Regions from separate parts of the Homo sapiens genome. Here region 2 is linked to region 1. A link is an interaction called in ENCODE POLR2A ChIA-PET data of the cell type or tissue named here. Cell type or tissue: A673. All regions are shown on one strand. Region 1 has its middle 11 kb from the start of FAM168A. Region 2 overlaps ARAP1 (ArfGAP with RhoGAP domain, ankyrin repeat and PH domain 1).

Region 1 (4,000 bases):
TGGTCAACCTGGCGAAATCCAGTCTCTACTGAAAATACAAAAATTAGCCAGGTGTGGTGGCCCATGCCTGTAGTCCCAGCTACTCAGGATGCTGAGGCACAAGAATTGCTTGAACCCAGGAGGTACAGGTTGCAGTGAGCTGAGATTGTGCTACTGCACTCCAGCCTGGGTGATGGGGCGAGACTCTGTCTCCACCCCCATCCCCACCCCCACCCCCACCCAAAAAAATAGAAGGCCAGGTGAGGTGGCTCACGCCTGTAATCCCAGCACTTTAAGAGACTGAGGTGGGTGGATCACCTGAGGTCAGGAGTTCAAGACCAGCCTGGCCAACATGGCAAAACCCCATCTCTACTAAAAATATAAAAATTAGCCAAGTGTGGTGGTGGGTGCCCGTAATCCCAGCTACTCGGGAGGCTGAGGCGGGAGAATCGCTTGAACCTGGGAGGCAGAGGTTGCAGTGAGCCGAGATTGCGCCACCGCACCACTGCACTCCAGCCTGGGCAACAGAGTGAAACTCTGTCTCAAAAAAAAAAAGAAAAAAAAAAAAGAAAAGAAAAAGGAAAAAGACCAGAAACAGAGTTTATCGAGAAAGAAATGCAAATAATCCTTAAGCTTATGAAAAGACGACCTGACGACCTACCTTGCTCATAATAAGAGAAACGCAAAGTAAAACTACACTGAGAAACAATTTCTCACTCTCAAAATTAGCAAAAATCCATCTATAGAATGCAATATGATGCAGCTGTAAAAAAAGAACAGAGAATGGACTCTCTCTACATATTTCTCTTTATTTCTTTTTTTTTTTTTTTTTGACACAGGGTCGCACTCTGTCGCCCAGGCTGGAGTGCAGTGGCGTGATCTCAGCTCACTCACTGCAAGCTCTGCCTCCCGGGTTCACGCCATTCTCTTGCCTCAGCCTCCCGAGTAGCTGGGACTACAGGCGCCCGCCACCATGCCCAGCTAATTTTTTGTATTTTTAGTAGAGACGGGGTTTCACCGTGTTAGCCAGGATGGTCTCCATCTCCTGACCTCGTGATCCGCCCACTTTGGCCTCCCAAAGTGCTGGGATTACAGGCGTGAGCCACCGCGTCCGGCCGAAAAAACAAGTTATTTCCCAACTTCATCCACTAAAAAGAAAAGCCCAGAAACAATGACTAACCAATAACAATAAGCACTTAGACCTAGACTGTAAGTGCCATTAAATAAACCAGGGCTTCTTGGTTTATCTCTGGGAGGCTTTCCTGCCTCAGCCCCGCTCTCTCTACTGTTTTGCTTACTTAGATTCTATATTCAGGGAAGGAAATGCAAAGTGAGCTTGGAAGGTCTTGCTGAACCAGGAATCAAGGAATCTGTCAAAGGCCATTGGGGGTTGTGTCAGGAGCCACATTGAAGAAGCTCCCGCTAAGCTTAGCTGGAGCCAAGAATACTAACTGCAGTGGATGAAAATACATTACACATATTTAAATCCAGGAATTCGTAATGATACTACAAAAACAAAAACTCATTGGTCACCTTTAGAGAATGCTATGAACTAATTGTTCAGAAAATCGGCAAATAAAGGAAAGTATCAAGCATTTATTGTAGTCTTTTCTGAATGAATTACATACTTCAGGGTAATTAAATAGTTGATGAAGAGAAGAAAAATTCCAGCTAGTAAAGGAAGAGGAGATGATAGAATTATAATGTCACCATTTTGAAACATTTAATAGATTACTGGATCTAGGAATCATCATCAGTGAACGATAACATCCTCAAGACAGAAACAGTTTCACATTATTTGCCTCTGATGAAAGTATACTACACCATATGGGGTATCTTTTCCCCATATTATACTTGAGAATAATCAAGTCTCTTTTTTTTTTTTTTGAGACGGAGTCTTGCTCTGTCGCCCAGGCTGGAGTGTAGTGGCGGGATCTCGGCTCACTGCAAGCTCCGCCTTCCAGGTTCACGCCATTCTCCTGCCTCAGCCTCCCGAGTAGCTGGGACTACAGGTGCCCGCCACTGCGCCTGGCTAATTTTTTGTATTTTTAGTAGAGACAGGGTTTCACCGTGGTCTCGATCTCCTGACCTCGTGATCCGCCCGCCTCTGCCTCCCAAAGTGCTGGGATTACAGGCGTGAGCCACCGCGATTACAGGTGTGAGCCACCGCGCCCGGCCTTAATCAAGTCTCTTGAACTAATTATCAATTTACAGCTAATACAGGATACAGAGGAACAGAGATTTTCAACACTCTGCAATGTTTTATATTTTTTTAATGAAGTACTCTTGCAAAACATTAGGAATTAATAGAACTTTTCTATCTATTGGATTTTATTTTATTTATTTTTTGGTTTTTGGTTTTTTTTTGAGACGGAGTCTTGTTCTGTTGCCCAGGCTGGAGTGCAGTGGCGCAATCTCGGCTCACTGCAACCTCTGCCTCCCAGGTTCAAGGGATTCTTGTGCCTCATCCTCCCGAGTAGCTGAGACTACAGGTGCGCACCATCACGCCCGGATAAGTTTAGTATTTTTTAGTAGAGATGGGGTTTTACCATGTTAGTCAGGTTGGTCTCGAACTCCTGGCCTCAAGTGATCTGCCTGCCTCAGCCTCCCAAAGTGCTGGGATTACACGCGTGAGCCACTGTGCCTGGCCTATCTATTGGATTTTATGAACAAGAACATAAAACAACACAGGTATTTGGACACAGCCTTGGCCTTTGTGGGGGCTCCAGCTTCCCAGCTTTTCCCTCTGGGAGGCTTTCCTGCCTCAGCCCCGCTCTCTGTACTGTTTTGCTTACTTAGAGTATATTCTCTGAGAAGTGCTAGGTTGTTCCATCCTGAGACAACTTCTCCTGATCTTGTCCACTCTGCTCTACTCCACCCTGACATCCTTAAGTGCCTCCTGCCAACATTTCTAGAGCTTACTTCCTTAATAAAAACCAAAACAATACAAATGTAAACAAAATAAAACAAAACACAAAATATTTGTGTCTTGTTTGTCTCTGTGCAGAGCTTTAGAGTTGATGAGAAATTTACATTGGACTCTCTTAAATGAGGTTATATGTCAGTCTCTGCATTTTTCAGAAAGGTGAAATGACTTATACCCAAGATCACATAGCTTGGTTTGGTGCAAGGACAGACTGGGAGGAGGATTGGAATTAAATTCTGTCTGGCTCTTTAGTCTCTGCCAACTCTATCCCACTACCTCTTCAATGTAACACCTGATTAAAAATCACTGTCACAGGCACAAACCCTCAATCTTTGTCATTCCTCCCCAGATACCCTGCTCTTGTCCAACTAATTGTGAGAGAGATTCTTTACCTGGAACCTATCTGAGAGTCCACAGAGAGAACTCAGGGGCTCCACAATCTTGGATGGGAAAGTTACATTTTTACATTCATTTATATTTACAGAAATTTAGTATTTCCTCCAATTCTGAATATACATAACAAACCACAGTCAAACTGCAGTGCCACAGTACTTGTGACTTTGTCACTAACAGAAATCACAGGTGTTTTCATATCACAATTGTTGCAGATATCTCAAAATATTATTTGTGCTCATCATTACAATAAACTTTTGGCAGTCAAACTTAAATTGGCAGTGAAATCTTGTTACTTATTTATTTTTTTGAGACAGGGTCTCACTCTGTTTTCAAGGCTGGAGTACAGTGGTGCGATCATAGCTTATTGTAGCCTTGACCTCTCAGGCTCAAGTGATCCTCCCTTCTGGGTAGCTGGGACCACAGGTGTGCCCCACCACACCTGGCTAATTTTTTTATTTTTATTTTTTGTAGAGACAGTGTTTTGCCACGTTGCCCAGGCTGGTCTCCAACTCCTAAACTCAAGCGATCCTTGCACCTTGGCCTCGCAAAGTGCTGGAACTACAGGTGTGAGCCACTGCCATTGTGGAGTTTACAGCAGCTGGAGGAGAATGTGCAGGTGGTAACACTGGGCTTGGCCTGGTGTTTCTTCTGGGTTCCTGCAGCCCCTCGCTCTCTTCTGCCACGGCGTTGATTACGCTG
Region 2 (4,000 bases), 900 kb after region 1:
TCAATGCCTTCTTATCCTTAAAAGCTCAGGTCAAGCATCACCTTCTCCACGAATCCTTCCCTGACTCCCCATTCTGGTCTTTATCCCTCCTTCAGTGTGGAGACCCAGTAGATATATGTGACTAAAAGCTAGAGCACTGGGGATAGGTGAACACCTCATTCAGGCCAAAGAGGGTGCCTGCTTCCTTTAGGCTTCGGGGAACCAGGAGGGGTTTTGGTCTGGGAGATGAGTTGAGGAGGACTGTGTGCAGGAGGGCTCCTGTCTGTGTGAGTTTGTGTAGTGCCTGAGTTTTGCTGCAGTTCAGGTGAGCTGGGGGCTCAGTATGTTTCAGTCTTGGCTCTGTTGCTTAGTGATGCCCAACTTTTGTTGTGTTCCCAGCCTGCCCACTAAGGAGGAGGAGTCATTGCTGCCATCATTATCATCCCCTCCCCAGCCACAGTCTGAGGAGCCCCTGTCCACCCTCCCCCAGGGGCCTCCCCAGCCTCCCTCTCCACCTCCCTGCCCCCCGGAGATACCTCCAAAGCCGGTACGCCTGTTCCCAGAGTTCGGTGAGTGCTGCAGCCAGGAGATGGGGCTCTGGGTGGATGGCCTGGGATCCCTGGAATCAGGCCTCTGGAAGGTATGCAAGGATCACACTCCTTTCTGTGCAAGCCTGCCACCAGCCCACTGTGTGGCCCCGGGCAGGTCACAGCCTCCCTGAGCGCTATTCTCTTCATCCTCACAATGGAGACAGCACCCACCTCTCTGGCCTCCTGACCGTTAAGTGTGGGGCCATGGCCGGCTTTGCCAGTTACCCATGGTCTGATTTTCCATGGTGTTGGGTGGTTTGCTTTTCTTTTTTTTTTTTTTTTTTGAGATGGAGTCTCGCTCTGTCGCCCAGGCTGGAGTGCAGTGGTGCAATCTCCGCCCACTGCAAGCTCTGCCTCCTGGGTTCACGCCCTTCTCCTGCCTCAGCCTCCCGAGTAGCTGGGACTACAGGCGCCCGCCACCATACCTGGCTAATTTTTTGTATTTTTAGTAGAGACGGGGTTTCACCGTGTTAGCCAGGATGGTCTCGATCTCCTGAGTTCGTGATCTGCCCACCTCAGCCTCCCAAAGTGCTGGGATTACAGGCATGAGCCACCGCGCCTGGCCAGAGGTGGTTTGCTTTTCCTGGGGTTGGCCACATTTGTTGATTCTTGTTGCCTTTGACAGTCCTTACCCCAACCCCCAAGCTCACCACTGGCTCGGACCTCCTTGTGGTGTCCCAGCTTCTCCTCTGCCACCCTTTAGTACTGTCCTATGAGGCCTGGGGGTATAAATCGCACTTCCTGTCCCCTGTGCCTTTTTTTGAAAGCCAGGGGGAGGTGGGGATGGGGGTCTTGGCATGGGGGAGGCTTTGTGAAGCCCAGTGTGGTGCCCCAGGAGAGGAGGCCAGGCCCCTTGCCCTGAGGCCCCCCAACCCCTCTCTCACCAGATGACTCTGACTACGATGAGGTCCCAGAGGAGGGGCCGGGGGCCCCAGCCAGAGTGATGACCAAGAAGGTGGGGCCAGGCATGGGACTGTCTGCCTGTCAGGGTGTTGTGGGGGTGCCCAGCTGCCTGTCAGACCCTGAGGACTACCAGACAGAGAGTGGGCAGCCATTTCCCGGGAGGCTTCCCCTTCCCCCACCTCACTCTCTTGCCATACGGGGGTCAGGAGTCACGTGTAGCCACAGCGCTCTGGGCCAGGGGTCGGGGCTCTGGTGTGGCTCCCCCAGGCCCTGGCTGTATGTGGGTGGGCATGTGGCCTCCCCCCACCCTGTGTGTTAGGAACTCGTGTCCTGTCCCGGAGTGTCTGTCTCTGTTTCACTTCTTGTGTTCCCGTGTCTGTCTGTCTTGCATCCCTAGCCCGCAGTCTTTTTCTCTGTCCCTTTATCTTTCTGTTTTTGTCTGTGTCCTAGGTCGGTTTCTGCCACTGGCTCTCCTGTCCCTGTGATCTGGGTCTCTGTGTGGTCTCCGCTGGCAGGGGGAGGGGAGTGTGAGGAAACAGAACTAAAAGTGCTGGGCTGTGTGGGTCGGGGCTGTGTGGACAGAGGGGGCGTGGCAGCCCCGGGTGGGTGTGATCTGTGGCTTGAAGGGAAGGATGACGCTGAGTGGGTCTCGGGGGCAGGAGGAGCCCCCACCGAGCCGAGTCCCACGGGCCGTGCGCGTGGCCAGTCTGCTGAGCGAGGGAGAGGAACTGTCTGGGGACGACCAAGGGGATGAGGAAGAGGATGACCACGCCTATGAGGGCGTCCCCAAGTGAGTGTCCGGCCACCCTCCTTCCCACTGAGCCCAACCTCAGCCCGCCCCCTCCTTGCCTCCTCAGCCCGGCCCCCCATCCCCTCATCTCTCGCTAGTGGCGGATGGCATACCAGCAGCCTGAGCTTGTCCTTGCCCAGCACAATAGCTGCGCCACACCCCATGGACGGGCCGCCTGGGGGCTCCACCCCCGTCACACCAGTCATCAAGGCTGGCTGGCTGGACAAGAACCCACCGCAGGGGTGAGTGAGGCCTCTTGGGTCCTGCTGTGCTCTGCATGGGGGGGTGGGGGGCAGTGTCCAGGACCCCAGGACACTGGTATCACTCACTGATCTGAAAACCAGAAGGGCCTGCGATGATTTGCACAGGTCTCCCTCCAGGCACACTGTGACCACTGATGATTCCCTCCAGACCCATTTTATTGCCCTGAAAATTGGGAGATCGCTGGGCATAGTGGCTCACTCCTGTAATCTCTGCACTTGAGATACTGAGATGGGAGGTTTGCTTGAGGCCAGGAGTTTGAGACCACTCTGGGCAACATGGCGAGACCTCGTCTCTACAAATAAATTTAAAAACTAGCCAGGTGCAGTGGCTCATGCCTGTAGTTTTGGCTACTTGGGAGACTGAGGTGGGAGAAGCACTTGAGCCCAGGCATCTGAGGCTGTAGTGAGCTAGGCCTGTACTACTGCCTTCCAGCCTGTGTGGCAGAGTGAGACCCTGTCTCAAAAAAAAAAAAAAAAAAAGAGATGTGCTACTTTGAGTCTGACTTCAGTCACTCTTGCTGTAAAGTCCATCTTCTTGCCAGTGGCCATTTGGGATTCTTCCTCCCTAGAACCTGGCTGATCCTCACTCTGAGTGTGGCTTCTGAGGGCTGGGGTGGTCCTGGAACCTGTCCTCCTACCCCCGGTCATTTGCTTGTTGTCCCTCTCCCTCTCCAGATCTTACATCTATCAGAAACGATGGGTGAGACTGGATACTGATCACCTGCGATACTTTGACAGTAACAAGGTGAGGCCTGCATCAGTCCTGACGCGACCCCTGCTCCAGCCTAGGCTGGCCCCAACACTGGAGCGAGGTGGCGTCCCTCCCCAGAGGAGTCCTCGCCAGAGTTCTAAGTCTGACCCCTTAACCCATGTCCTCCTGGCCCTCTGCCTGCTGAGGGCTGCAGTCAGGGTCAGCACAGGGTCTTGTCTCTAACCAGCTGCAGGAGACAGGGCTGCAGACTTCATTTTGGCTGAGGCTGGGGGAGTCAGCGAGGTGCTGGGTCCCAAAATATAGTTCCTGTCTCTCCCCCAGGACGCTTACTCTAAGCGCTTTATCTCTGTGGCCTGCATCTCCCACGTGGCTGCCATCGGGGACCAGAAGTTTGAAGTGATCACAAACAACCGAACCTTTGCCTTCCGGGCAGAGAGTGATGGTGGGGAGTGTGGGGTGTTGTGTGTGTGTGTAGAAGAGGGTAGAGAAGACTGGAAGTTTGGGCAGAGGAGGGGGAAGAGAGTCATGGTGCATCTGCCCTCTCACATCACATCCGGGGAGGCATGCTGCCTTTGTGAGGTGGGCAGAGGAAGGGGGCACCCTCTGTGACCGGCTCTGTGCTTGGCACGGTCACTGACTCCTCAGAACCACACAATCAGCGGGAGCAGGCTTGGAGGGGTGAGGTCACTTGCCCAGCATCAGTGGCATAGCTGGGATTGGAGCCTGAGCTCGTTCAAGTCAGAGAAGTCAAGCAAAATGATGG

What was found. ChIA-PET counts read pairs that join two places held together with the same protein. Peaks named below come from ENCODE experiments on the same cell type or tissue, not always from the same donor. Only the 100,000 strongest peaks of a DNase experiment are listed, where the experiment ranks them.
Region 2: POLR2A ChIA-PET joins it to region 1 with 5 read pairs; 2 of 35 experiments call an interaction of 5 or more read pairs at or near these places.

What each region holds. Positions count from the first base shown.
Region 1 is chr11:73,607,170-73,611,169 of GRCh38, reverse strand. No RefSeq gene overlaps it. Among named protein-coding and RNA genes, the nearest start is that of FAM168A, 11 kb to the right of the region's middle. In A673, no CTCF peak of the experiment used is centred here; no DNase peak of the experiment used is centred here.
Region 2 is chr11:72,710,700-72,714,699 of GRCh38, reverse strand. ARAP1 (ArfGAP with RhoGAP domain, ankyrin repeat and PH domain 1) reads left to right here. Exons shown (of 35, transcript NM_001040118.3): 4 at 379-548; 5 at 1,457-1,524; 6 at 2,132-2,262; 7 at 2,361-2,504; 8 at 3,201-3,270; 9 at 3,559-3,679. Among named protein-coding and RNA genes, the nearest start is that of ARAP1-AS2, 12 kb to the right of the region's middle. RefSeq lists enhancers at 317-896, 1,478-2,058. In A673, no CTCF peak of the experiment used is centred here; no DNase peak of the experiment used is centred here; H3K27ac peaks cover 822 bases.